Regions from separate parts of the Homo sapiens genome. Here region 1 is linked to region 2. Evidence: chromatin contacts called from ENCODE Hi-C or POLR2A ChIA-PET data. All regions are on one chromosome and are shown on one strand. The core of a region is the stretch at or near the end of the contact, and the rest is flanking DNA. Distances in the headings are between cores, read along the strand shown.

Region 1 (7,040 bases), core at 779-3,278, 92 kb before region 2:
TGTAAGTGGGAGTAAAAGCCAAACTCTTACTTAGCAGAGTGCCTGGTGTGCAGTAAACATTAATTCTCTTCCTCCTCTATCCTGATGCCTTCTGCACTGACCCCAGGATCCACAGAGGGAGGGTGACAAAAAGTGTCACAGCATATAGCTCATGAATTGCATCCTTTTCTTTAGTTAGCTAAAAACTCTTTCCACTCATGTCTTCTTCCCTTTGCAGTTTTTTTCTCCAACAGGAAACCCACTGTTTTTTGTTTCTCTACCAAAATGTGTCAGGTTGCCTTCCTTTAGGGGTAGGCCAGCAGGCTCTATGATGGGCCCTAGTTTTTCTCATTGTATTAGTTTTCCCTTGTTTGAATGGAGAAAGTGATTAGAAATCTGGATTACTGTTCATTTCATTTTCATCCATGTATGTCATTTATTCATTCATTTGTTCATTATAACATTTGTAGAAGACCCACTGTGTAGGGCTGTGTGTGTGTTAAGGGGTGGGAGGGGCTAGAGCAGAAGGTTACTGGAACTGAGGCATCTGGCCCTCTGTCCCTGCTTTTTAGTGGCTCACAGTATGGGGTTGTGGGGAGGGTTGGAGAGAAAGACATGAAGACAAGTAGATACATTTCAAATAAGCATTTACTGAACCCTTGCTGTGATCAAGGAACTGAATTAAATTTTATGTGGATACCAGGTTTTACTAAACTTGTTTTTTTCTTTCAAGGAGATTATACTTTAGTAGAGGAGAGAAGACACATCTAATTTAGCAAAACTTTAGGGAGCTTTCTATGTGTCAGTCACCAAACTGCAATAGTACTGGGGAGTTCATTTTTTTTCATGTCAATTACATAAAATAATCCTGCCTATGCAAAGAAGTTAGAGACTCTCTGAGCTAGAGCAATTACAGCAGGAATTGTAAAGGAAGTCGGAAGCAAAATAGTCATAGTAGTTAAGGGTTCTGACTTGGGAGTCAGATATATCTGGTTTTGGATCCTGGCTTCGTTGCTTAATAGCTATGTGACTTTGCGGGAAGGAGGGAGATAATTACCTTTTCAAGATTCAGTTTTCCTGCTTGCAAAATGGGGATTATAATGATAATATTTACTGTGGTAGATTGTATTGTCCAAAATGGTCATGCCAGTATCTTTTATCATACATGATCTTACAATATCCCTGTGAAACTCCTGCCATCTAGCAATAGGGTTTATGTTCCTTCCATTTGATCTTGAGTGGAATGTTGTGACAGCTTTGACCAACAGAGCATAGCAGAAGTGATACTATATGGCTTGCAAGGCTACATCATAAAAATGTTATTCACCTCCATCTTGCTCTGCAGTGTAGCTCTTGGAACCCAGCCACCATGCTGTGAAGAAGCCCAAACAGCCCGTGGAGAGTCCCAAGTGGGAGGAATTGAGGCCTCTGGCCCACGGGCCTGGCTGAGTTCCCATCTAACAATTAGCCTCAACTTTCCAGCCATATGAGTGACCATCTTACAAGTGGATCCCCCAGCAAGCCCCAGTTGAGTTGCCCTGGCTGACTGTGCATGGAGCATAGACAAACCATACTTACCCAACCCTGCCCAAATGGTAGTTTCATGAGAAAAATGAAGTGATTGTTGTTGTGTGAAGCCAGTAAGTCTGGAGATAGTTTGTTACACAGCAGTACACAGCCAGGACACTTGCCATATAAAGTTGCTAAGAGGAGTCGATGAAATGATACATATAAATCAGCATAAAACTAGTGACCCGTTAATGATAGCTCTCTTCATTATTATCACTAGTTAAGGGAAGTTATTTAATAGATGTCAGCATTAGTTCAAAGTAAGGTCAGAACCTAAAAAGCTACCCACGAACTTTTGGCATCCAGTAGGTTTTAGGAATTTTGTTCACTTTTTTTTTTTTTTCACTTGCAAAACTCTGCTGTGTGTCAGCTTCCGGATCACCTTTCTGCTGATATTGTGCTGAGTTTGTTCTGAACTCTGTGCTTTCCGTTGTTTCAGAGTTTCACTTAGGCTTTCGGTGCCATGGCCCGATGTGTAAACAATGTTTAAACTTCCAGATTATTCTGTGAAAGTCATGCTCAGGGCTGTTATTTTATTAAAACAATTTTTTTGCATGTGGTAAAAAGCAACACAAAATTTACAACTTCACCATTTGAAGTATACAGCACAATAGCATAAACTATATGCACATTCTTACGCAGCAGATCTCTAGAGCTTTTTCATTGTGAGTGACTGGAAATCTATACCCACTGAAAAACGACTTCCCCTTTCCCTTCTCCCCAGCCCCTGGCAACTACCACTGTATTTTATGTTTCTAAGAGGTTGACTACTTTAAATAATCCCTAGAAGTATAACCATGCAGCATGGGTCTTTTTGTGGCCGGCTTACCTCACTTAGCATCATGTCCTCAAAGTTTATCTGAGTTGTAGCACATGACAAGATCTCCTTCTGCTTTAGGCTGAATAATATTCCATTGCATGTATATTCCTACCGTTTCTTTATCCCTTCATCTATTAATGAATATTTAGACTGCTTCTCCCTCCTGGCTATTGTGACTAACGCTGCAGTGTACACAGTAGTGCCAATGTTGCTCTGCGGTTATTTTTTCCACTTCCTACCAACAGCAGAATCTCGTTGAAATGCATTGGAAAGACAGAGCGTAGGGGCTTATCTGAGTTCTTTGTCATCTTTTTTCCAATGTGTCTTAGACAGTGATGCACAATCAGGTAGCCAGACTGCCCAGATTCTTCCTGGGGGTTTCAACTTCATTATGTATATCTATTGTGTAACCGGTTGTGATTAGAATTAAACCTCTGCCAGGCTTTCTATTGCTTTCAGAGCAGTTTCACAAGCATTATTTTATTGAACCCTTGCTGCATGATAGCTATTTCTTTAGTATGGGGAACACAAGGTTACAAATATAGTGTGGATATAAAATCCAATGCTACTGTATATGTTTATTGTGGTATTCAATGTTCTTTACCAATGTAAAATTCACTTACAGACTTGACACAATTTTTTGAAGTTACTATTTTTAAAATTAATAAATATTTTAAAAATTAATCAATTTTTTTCTAAGAGAAATTTTAGGTTTACAGAAAAATTGGGCACAAAGTACAGTTTCCATATCCTCTCTTTCCCCAGCAGGGCTTCCCTCTTATTAACATTTGTTACAAGCAATGAGCCAATATTGATACATTATTATTCATTGAAGTTCATAGTTTGCCTTAGGGTTTACTTTTTGTTTTTTACAGTTCTATGAGATTGAACGAATGCATAATGCCGTTTATCCACCATTATTCTGTCATACAAAAGAATTTTACTGTCCTAAAAATCCCCTGCAGTCCACAAATGCATCCCTCTCTCACTGCATATTGCTGGCAACTACCGATGTTTTTATTGTCTCTATAGTTTTGCCTTTTCCAGAATGACATATAGTTGGAATCAGTCTGTGGCCTTTTTAGGCTGGCTTCCTTCACTTAGAAATAGCACTTAAGATTCATCCATGTTCTTTTTTTTTTTTTTTTGAGATGGAGTTTCACTCTTTCGCCCAGGCTGGAATGCAGTGGTGCAGTCTCAGCTCACTGCAACCTCCGCCTTCTGGTTTCAAGTGATTCTCCTGCCTCAGCCTCCTGTGTAGCTGGGATTACAGGCACCCACCATCACGCCTGGCTAATTTTTGTATTTTTAGTAGAGACGGGGTTTCAGCATGTTGGACGGGCTGGTCTTGAACTCCTGACCTCGTGATCTGCCCACCTCGGCCTCCCAAAGTGCTAGGATTACAGACGTGAGCCACCGCGCCAGACCCTCATCCATGTTCTTTCATGGCATGATAGTTCATTTCTTTTTATCTCCCAATACTGTGTCATTGTGTGGATGTACCATTGTTTATTCACTCACCTGTTGAAGGACATCTTAGTTGCTTCTGAGTTTTGTCAAGTATATGTTAGGCTACTGTAAACATGCGTGCAGATTTTGTATAGCTGTAAGTTTTTTCAACGCTATTATAAATTACCAAAGTGTTCTCCACACAGGCTATATTAATTTACCCTCCAATTCAGCAGTGTATGTGATTCTGTTTACTACAAATTCTTACTGACAGTTAATACTGATGAATTCTTTCATCTTTGCCTATCTGAAGAGTGAATGTGGGTATCTATCTTACTGTTATATTAATTTATATTTCCTGATTATTAGTGAGTCATACCATTTTAATCTTGGAAGGACCTTTGAGATCCTCTAGCTAATGCTATATTTTAAAGATGCAAAAAACAAGACTAAGAATATTTTCTTGGCCTGGTGCGATGGCTCCCGCCTGTAATCCCAGCACTTTGGGAGGCCGAGGCGGGCAGATCACAAGGTCAGGAGTTCGAGACCATCCTGCCTAACACGGTGAAACCCCTCCCCCGTCTCTACTAAAAAAAAAAATACAAAAAAATTATCCGGGCGTGATGGTAGCTGCCTGTAGTCCCAGCTGCTTGGGAGGCTGAGACAGGACAATGGTGTGAACCCGGGAGGCGGAGCTTGCAGTGAGCCGAGATCGCGCCACTGCACTCTAGCCTGGGTGACAGAGCAAGACTCTGTCTCATAAAAAAAAAAAATTTTCTTACTTCCTCACTTTCATTTTTCTTTCCTAAGAATATGTTTTTAGTTTCATTGCATTATGCCCCTCATTGTTGTGGCTACTGAGTTCAGTGTCTCATCCAATGGAAATCTTTCATATTTGCCATGAGGGTGGAATATATACAAAGAGAGAAAAAAAAAAAACAAAAGAGTAATATTGCAGATTTCTCCCTTGCACCAACTGCAGATTTTTCACTTGTACCATCTTTATTTTCACTAACAAGAAGCTTCTGTTTCCCAAACTAATTATACACAGGGCCTGAACCAGCGTGAGTACTCAAGCATTCCCATGAATGATGGAATGAACCCTAAGATGCAAGGAGTGGGAGATGAGGTCTGCTTAACGGCTTGAAAATACCCCTAGATCCCAGTGGTATCTCAGCTCTGCAGCTTGAGCTTGACTTCTGATTCTGCCTGTAGCTGCGGTGGACTGGGAATTACTGATAAGGGAAGCAAGTGTTGACATTTTCCATATTAGGATGGGTTCTCCAGTGAATTCTGACCCATGCTCTCGTGGTCAGCTCTCTTGAGGCCAACTTTCCAGAGGCTAGCTGTTGGGACCAGCGGAGTTGACCTCTGGGGCGGGACAGCATATGCACTGTCCTCTGAGGCTAGCAAGTTCAAGACACTCTGGTTTCCCCTGGAAAGCCTTTGGAGTATCGGAGGAGGATTGGCTGGGCTGATTCAGCCAGTCTGTATTTTAACTGCCAGGGAATGAATAAGCCTATCTTTCTGACTCCCTCCTTCCCATTAACAAGCCCGACGCCTTGAGTCCCAGGAAGCATGCCACACATGACTTCAGTGTCCCGTGCACACAGAAGTTTAATTGCTTTGTGATTGCCTAAAATGTGAAATGAAGGAACACATTGCCTATAAGGATAACATTTGCGATTCTGTGCATTTCATTTCATCACACATATTTGTGTCAGTTAAAGCACACGGAAGTGTGTTTGCTGTACTTAAAAGACCTATCTGGATTTTGTGTTTCTCCGTGATTTGGAAGAATAACTGCAGATAAGCAAGCTCTGGGTGTGACAGACAGACATGGGGGCAGAGGTGAGACAAGGTGGAGTCTGGGGCGTGGGGAGGGGGTCGGAAACATTGGGCATTCCAGGAGGAGGGAACAATATGTGCAAGGGCTGGGACCTGCAATAAAGCCTGACCTTTTTGGAGGAATTCTTAGGGTTTTTTTTCCCCATTGTTGTTGTTTTGGTCTTGAAGTATAAAAAGCATCCATGCCTTATTCTTGGGAAAGATTCATTCAGATAAAATCCCATTGTCACTCAAAGTTATGCTTTCTCACACGACCATTTCAGTCCCCCAGTGCCGGTGGCCCACATTACCACTGCTTCATTGGTCTGGCCACAGTGACTTCTCTCCTGGAAATGATTGCTCAGCAAACGCCTTATTCTGGCAAATTTCAGAGCCCATAGTTACAATGAGGACTCCTGATCATGAGCTGTTTGCATTTTATTCAGAAAAAAATTAAAAATGGGGGGAACAAAGAGGGGAAAGGATGTGAGCCAAGCAATAGCTGAATGTTTTTTAAAAACTGGATATTTTGTTTTTCATCAAGTAACGATTACCCAGTTGCGACCACAATCTATTTAGAACTAAAAATTTAAGCCAGCCTTCCAAGCCCCAAAGAAAACTATGGAAAAAAAGATCCAGGAAACTTTTGGTACTGGGGTGTAGTATCTCCTTTTTATGCTAAGTTTGCAAACCTTGCTACATTGCCACAAAGAGGAGGAACATCTCAACACTGATTGGCATCTGGGCCTCGCAGATGGGGTGTGTTTCTTTAAACAGTGTCTTGGTTATAGGAGAACCTTTATTGGAACAACCTGAAGGGCCCAGGGAATTTATTATATACCAGGTTGTTACTTCCGTTAACATGGAGAAGCATCTAAAGGATACATTGTTTGTCAGATATGTCAATATCAAAGGTTAAAAATAGCGTGGGACCTAGGGATGCACCAGAAAGCTGTGCCAATGGCGGGGAGTGGCCATGATAGGACCAAATGAGAAAGAGCATAAGATACCCATAGAAATCATGGCGCACAGTCACCTGTATGAGACAGCATGCAGTGTGCATGGGAGAGGCCTGCCACACGGAGTGAAGGTGGAAGGGGGAGCCACCTAGACATTCAGAGATGGGTCTTGGTGGTATGGGAGAGGGAGTGGACCAGTGAGGATGGAAAGTGCTGGCCCAAACCTTCCCATGCATACCTTAAAATGAATTTCTTTCTGGACTGATTAGAGAGAAAAAATGATTACAATTTTAGGGATTCTGTTTCCCACCCCTCATTTTCTCTTGCTTTTTTTCCCCATTAATATATTTTATTTTTTAGAAGTATTAGATTTACTGAAAAATTGACTAGATAGCACAGTGAGTTCCAATATATGCCTGCTATCCACACAGTTTTCC
Region 2 (7,241 bases), core at 2,127-4,626:
AGTTTGTGGGGAAAGTCTAATTTTGTGTATTTATAGTTGACATGGGGATTGGAGAAAAAAAAATTGGAGATGTGGAGACTTATCTGCAGGGACCTGGTGATGGGATCTTTAGAACAAAGGTGGTAGGAAAGGTCTGGAAAGATAAAAAGGGAGAGAGGTTGTGGAAGAAGTAGTGATGAGACTTAGTGTCTTGTAAATGTGTATGTCACAGAATGTATTAAGGAAGAAAGAGAAGACAAGGACAAGTTCGCTAGAAATGTGCCTCAAAGATCTGCTGAAAGTAGGCAAGTTGAGTGTAGGAACTGATGGAAGGTACGATTTTGGGTTGATTCGCTAGGGAAGCAGTTGATTGGAAATTCATGGCAAATAGTTATTAATGATGGGCTGGTACTCAGGAAAGGGTGCTGGGTCAGAGGAAGCAGAATTAAGGGTGATGAGATTGGGGTGTACGCTCAAAGATCTATTTGATGGCAGGAGTTGGAATGAGGAGAGTCAGGAGTTCAGAAGAAGAGTTAGGCGGTGAGAAGCAATGCTGTGGACATCACAGAGGAAACAGCTACATAACCTGTTAGCACCTTATATCTGAAGAGTGAAGACATAAAGGTTAACGAGACTCCTGGGCAGTAGTGGTGCCATAATGAGGGCAGAGAAGTCGTGGCAGAATCAGGTGTGGGATCTGAGGGATGTGTGCTACCGTTGGGTAGATTGAGGGGTAGGGAATGTGAAAGTGATGATTTTTGTTTCCACTTTTAATAAGATACCTGCAGGAGAGTTAAAATGTTCTGTCTAACAGACTGTTAGAGATTTGCAAGAGAGTGGGGCTACAGCTGTAGACTTAGGACAGTTGAAGAGAATGAGATCCATGAGGAACTGACTGATTAAATAAAAGCAGAAAAGAGGAGAAAAGAAATCTGGAATTAGAGAGCTACAGGTAAAAGAGCAACTATGAAGGATTTGTTGGACTTCATTGAAGGATTAGTTATATGTGTAGGAGAATGAAGAAAATATTGCGCTATATCATAGAAGCTCTGGAAAGGGGGTTTCAAAAAGAAGGAAGTAGTAACAGTGTCAAATAAGGCAGACAGGAAAAGGAAAGTAAGACCGGTGAAAAGGTTATTGGAATTAGTTTTTGGGTGGTGAGGGCTAATGTTTGATTGGGGTAGATGGAAGAATGGAGGGGCCCACCATTATGTAACACTCATTTTGATTGGCTAGGCTAACCTATGGGTGTTCACTCAACTATAATTCTTTTTCCTCTGTGGTTTAGTTTTTCTTTCATCTTTGTCTGTTAAGTCTCTAAGCTTTGTGCATCTGTGGTCTTTATTCCTTTCATATATCCAACTTCATTATGTTCTAGGTATAATAGTACCCTAGAGACCTCTGTCTTTTAAAACTTGATTCTCTATCTATGAATCAGACCTGAATTAAAATCCAAGTAATTCCTCTGAGACTTCAGTCTCTAAGTCTAAATCTGGGAGCAGTTGCTTTTGATGCCTTCTCCTACCTCAACAATACCTTCTTGGCCTGACTTTTTGTTTCAATGTAATTTAAGACTAAAACCTGGCTCCGTTATTTATGTTTCATTTTTGAGGGTGCATGAAGTGAAATTTGGGGAGATTCTCTGATAAGTAATCACAGATCGATGGCCTACAGGGATCTCTGGCAGCTGGAAGGGCAAAATTCTTGTCTTATGGAAATAAGTTTTGTTTCTGAAGTTCCTTTGTCATTTGGTTGAGCGAACACATTTGTTCCTCAGCTCACAGCAAGAGCCATAAACAGTGGACAGCTTCTTGCAAAGGCCTAGGACTTATGTAACATGTAACTACAGTAGAACCCAATTGCCATTGTCATCTTATTCTAGAGGACAGATTCAGGATATAAGGAATACCCCCACCATCTTTCTGCTCCTCAGTAATTCTAGGTTTCCTTTTCTCTCCAACCGCATTCATTTATTTTTTTAACTTTTGTGCGTACTTAGTAGGTATATGTATTTGTGGGTTACATGAAATGTTTTGACACAGGCATGGAATATATAATAATTTTATTGTGGAAAATGATGTATCTATCCCGTCAAGCATTTATCCTTTGTGTTACAAACAATCCAGTTATACCGTTTTAGTTATTTTAAAATGTGCAATTAAATTATTGACTATAGTCACCCTGTTGTGCTACCAAATACTAGGTCTTATCATTCTTTATTTTTTTTTGGAACTCATTAACCATCCCCACCTCTCCCACAAACCCTGCCACTACCCTTCACAGCTTCTGGTAACCATTCTTCTACTCTCTATCTCCATGAGTTCAATTGTTTTGATTTTTCGATCCCACAAATAAATGAGAACATGTGATGTTTGTCTTTCTGTGCCTGGCTTATTTCACTTAACATAATGGCTTCCAGTTCCATCCATGTTATTGCAAATGACAGGATCTCATTCTTTTTATGGCTGAATACTTCATTGTGTATATGTTCCACATTTTCTTTATCCATTCATCTGTTGATGGACTCTTAGATTGCTTTCAAATCTTGGATATTGTGAATAGTGCTGCAACAAACACCTCCAAGTGTGTTTATAGTTGTAGGCGAAGACAGACATTCTTCTGCACACGTGGTAGTGAATGTGCTCATAGAGGATTGAGCTCCAGTGGGAGAGAGTTCACTGGAGGGACACCGTACACTGAACTGGGCCTTTAGCAGGGGTTAGGGAGGCCCTTGGAGAGGACTATACAAACGGTGTTCAGAATTCACCAATGGAGCAGGCGTAGATAGCATCACGTCCAAGGGTGAGGATGCAAGGAGGAAATGGAGCCCTTTCAGGAGTCCTAATCCTTTTTTGAAGTCTTTTGCCCTTTGTATTAATTTAATATAATTAATATAATTTAATTTTTATAACAGCCTGAGGGGTAGGTAGAACCTATTGCCATTTTACAGATAAACTAACTGGGGTTCAGCAAATGAAGAAAATTGCGGTTACTTACGCTGCAAACAAGCTGATAGAGCTGGATTTGAACTGATCTATTGGATTCAGAATCTCTTCGCAGATACCACATTGCCCTTCATATAGACAGGAGTAAAACCTGCTTATATGTAGACAGCTTTTTTATGGTTTTGTATCTGAAAATCCAGGACCATGTATTGTCCATCTCTGATTTCTCATCTTCTCTTCCTCATTCATTTCTTGTCTGTGATTTGTTCTTTGGGTTGACATGATACTCCCCATCCTAGAGACAGACAGGGTCTTGTTTGCATCCAAAACAGGAAGAGTTTCCACATCTCTGGGAGAGCTGGTGTGTCTCTCTGCTGCATTCCTTCTATCTTGGGGGCAGGCGGAGCACAAGTGTGGCTGTTAGGCACAACAGAACAGCTGTAGTCACCCGCCAGTTGACACCAGGGCACATGGTGTCATGGTCGCATTACTGGAGTGTGTCTGGCTCAAGCTGCTGCATGATTGGCATTTATTGGGGCCATCATCAGGGGAAGAATTCTATGTACTTTGTAAGAACCATTTCGTAACACCTCATTTTCCATTTGCCACATGTTCTTATAAAAATATCATGAATCCAGGCTTTTTGCATGAAGCCAAACTGCAGCTTGCCTGATTCATGTACTACTCCTGAGGGATTCTGGTTTTGACTTGGCCTCATGGGCTTCCATTTTCTGTGAGATCTTTGAACAAAGTTATATTTTCACCCTAATTTCAGTGTGGCTAAATTAAATATGATGCATATTTTGTTCAACTAATATGCTAAGTATAGAAAAAAGGACCACAGGGGTAATAAATCATTAATAAATTTGGTGGTGACAGCTGGTAGATTGTTACCTTGAGAAAAATAAGAGACTCATTGACAACAACTAAGAATAGCAAATGTAAATTCTCTTTGCTTAGATAATCTTTTTATGAAGCTTCTTCTTTTTTTTAATTTAAAATGATGAAACGAAACTAACAAGTATTTCCTTTTTTGTTATTTTGCAGAAAAAACCACTGTCTGCAATAATAAAGGAAGTCTGTGATGGGTAAGTGTTACTCAGGATTTATCTAAGGCATTCTAGTTGATAAATTGACAAGCAAATAATATATTTCCAGTAGGATAGTAAAATATTATTCATAAGTCACCCACTGACTTGCTCAAAGTCAATAAGAATTACTGTGTAGGAATATCACACCCTTTTCCAACAGAATTCACCATTAGTCCTCAAAGAGCAGAAAGTGTGAAATGGCTGTTATGTGCACAGTGGGGTTGGCTTTATTTATTTTAGGAAGTTGTGTTCCTTTTGTCCTACCTAGCAGGGAGTACTCTAAAGGTTTTTGAGGACACAGTATACACTTGATCTGGTATAAACTGAGAGGACCACTCAGGTCCCCATAGAGGATGAAAGAATTGAACAGACAAGGCAGTGGGTAATTGTGCTGCTCCGTGGGATCTCACACTGATATGACTTTCCTACTTCTTTGTGGCTGCTCTAAAGAATACAAAGGAAATGTATATATGGTAGCTGCATGACTTTGTTTTTTTTTAAACCAGAACTGTGAAAATAGTTGTGTTAACTGAAATTTATATAAGGTCTAGAGTACTTAATTGGAGTGTTTCAATCTGCATCAACTATACTGATAGGGGATTGTAGAATACAGAGACAATTAAAATGTGCCAACTTTCAAAAACTTAAATTGCATTTATTTTCTTTGTTTTTCTTTCTTTGCTTCAATCCCTTAAAATAAGTAGAATTGTAAAGATTTGTATTTAAATCTCCCACACCAAGCCTTGAGGATGAACTGCTTAAAGGTGAGCAGTAGGCCTAGCATCAGGTCTAGACAGTCTACACATGAAATGATTGGTCTCAGGGTAATGGAAGGTAGGCTAAAGTCATTTTGCTTTAGGAACTGCATTGTGGTATATGTTGGGATTGGTCCAATTCCAATCACAGGGTGCTTAGTTCATCCAACACTAAAAAATTGTAAAAATGAAAATGGCCACTTTCATTTTTCTAATCAGTATACGCTTGTATTTTTAAGGTGGTCTCTTGCCAACCATGAATATTTTGCACTCCAGCATGCCGATAGTTCAAACTTCTATATCACAGAAAAGGTAGGTCAACTACATTATTTAATATGGGATACATATTGAAGGAAAGTAAATCATGATGATGTTTTCTTTGTTCGGGCCTAGACATGCAGGTCTAAATTTTAGGTCTCTACTATCCACGAAAATAGAGTCTGTAAAGCAAACAACTGCTACTTTAGAATCCACAAGATGATATTTGCCAGCTCAAGAGTAAAGACCAAATATGTTTCGTGTCTTGTTTAGCAACTGCAGTTGCCTTCTAACAGTGAATATGTCTCTCTTACTGCTTGGTTAAAGAATTTATTTGATACTTAATGACTTAGTTGGGTTTTCCTTTCTCAGATTTTGTTTTTTTCAAAGTAGCCTCTAACCCTTGCTTAAAGTACGTGAAATAATGACAAGAAACCTTTTCAAATGTGGAATTATGTATGTAGGCACTAAGAGTGTTCTATGAATCTTGGGAACCCAGCTCTCTCCTTGGGTGATTTTAAATCTTTTTTAGCAAGATTAAAGGAGAAGGAGGGATTTGTGAAGACAGCAATGGCCCTGGGAGCAAGTAAAATTAATATGTACAAGATCCCTGATAGAGGAAGGGCACACTGGAATTTATTGAGTGCATACTGCATGCCAGGAACTGAGCCATGCACATTACATCTGTTTAGGATTTCTTCCTTAAGACTAACCTGGGCTATAAAAATACTGGCTTTGGTTAACAGGTACGACACTGAGTCATTGAGGACAAATGGTTAGACTAATGCTTCATACTTGATTCTACAAGAAGCAAGTTTAGACTTTTGTGCTTCTTTGATTTTTGTCTTTTGGAATTTCCACAATAGTTTCGCATCCGACACAACTTTAGGTTGAGCTCACTGAAATGCATATGAGCCAGTTTTGTCTTCTAAACTGATAATCTTGGGGGCCAGCAGGGAGGGAAGGAACAGCCCTGGTAACAGCTGTCATTATAACAAGGTGGCCAGTGCTGAAACAGAAGTGAGTACAAAGTACTCTTGAAGGAGGGAGAATCGGGTGGCCTCAGGCTTCAGTGTCTTGCAGGCTTTGTCCCAGTCAGTAGTCCCTAGAGTGACTGTAATTTTATCCATGAATCAGGTGGTGGTAGAAGGTGGAGGCAGTAACAAGGGTTCTACTTCCCCTTAGGACTCCCTTGCTCTACCCCAAAGAAGGAGGGAGGGCATTCAGTTCAGCAGGAGAGAGGCCTCAAAGGCCTGAATGCTTCTCAGAAATTGCTTCGTTCTTCCCAGATGAACACTGGGAATTTTGTAACTGATGCTGTTTTCTTCTTCACGTCAAATGTTTCTTTGTAACATTGATTGTTACAAAGCTGGGAACTGGGCCAGGTGCGGTGGCTCACGTCTGTAATTCCAGCACTTTGGGAGGCCAAGGGCGGCAGATCACTTGAGGTCAGGAGTTCGAGATCAGCCTGGCCAACATGGTGAAACCCCGTCTCTACTAAAAATACATAAATTAGCTGGGTATGGTGATGGGCGCCTGTAATCCAAGCTGTTCGGGAAGCTGAGGTGGGAGGATCACTTGGACCTGGGAGGCGGAGGTTGCAGTGAGCAGAGATCGTGCCACTGCACTCCAGCCTGAGCGACAGAGCGAGACTCCATCTCGAGAGAAAAAGAAAAAACAAAGCTGGGAGTTAACAAGTGAACTTGATTTCCTGGCATGCCTTGTATATTAAGTTTACCTTTGATTCCTTTGACTTAAACGTTTAGTTTCCTGTCTCTATTTTCCCTTTGCTTCAGTTTCTTAATGTTTTTCATTTATTTTATACTGCATCTATATAATTTGCATGCTATTCTTTGTGAGATTAAAGAGGTTATATAGAAATCCAAGTTAAATGATAGCAGTTAAAGGTATTGCCATCATTTCATTCATACCAGTTAGTGAGTAGTGAAATCAATTCAGTTAGTTGTCAGAGCATTAAACACTGGAACATAGTAGAGTAGATTAGGTCAGAGTATATCTCCTGTGTTGCTTGTGAAATATTTGTTCCACCTACCCACATGTATAATACATGTAGATTACACTGGTGATTTACCCTGGGTTGTGGTAAAAAAGCTGTTGAGTCGTGAATAGTTCTGGCTGTGAATAATCTGTGCTAGTAGATGGCCCCTGGTGGTGTCCTGTCTTCTGTCACCATTGTCTGGAGACCTCAGTGT

The links. Hi-C counts contacts between places; a loop is a spot of excess contacts on that map. ChIA-PET counts read pairs that join two places held with the same protein, here RNA polymerase II (POLR2A). Pooled maps may share reads with other maps.
Region 1: a loop to region 2 is called in a map of posterior vena cava, with 2.6 times the contacts of the local background. The contact joins two enhancer-like sites. A Hi-C loop is called at or near these places in 1 of 168 maps with a recorded cell type or tissue (posterior vena cava) and 4 of 50 pooled maps. POLR2A ChIA-PET finds 5 or more read pairs at or near these places in 3 of 52 experiments (CD4-positive, alpha-beta memory T cell, OCI-LY7 and activated T-cell).

What each region holds. Positions count from the first base shown.
Region 1 is chr7:37,403,984-37,411,023 of GRCh38, reverse strand. The region is part of intron 1 of ELMO1 (engulfment and cell motility 1); the gene reads left to right. Among named protein-coding and RNA genes, the nearest start is that of ELMO1, 41 kb to the left of the region's middle. Within about 2 kb of position 2,028, at least 4 of the 41 ENCODE cell types and tissues checked have a DNase peak (open chromatin) inside an H3K27ac peak, as active enhancers do.
Region 2 is chr7:37,312,691-37,319,931 of GRCh38, reverse strand. It overlaps ELMO1 (engulfment and cell motility 1), which reads left to right. Exons shown (of 22, transcript NM_014800.11): 3 at 3,972-4,012; 4 at 5,010-5,082. Among named protein-coding and RNA genes, the nearest start is that of ELMO1, 130 kb to the left of the region's middle. Within about 2 kb of position 3,376, at least 6 of the 41 ENCODE cell types and tissues checked have a DNase peak (open chromatin) inside an H3K27ac peak, as active enhancers do.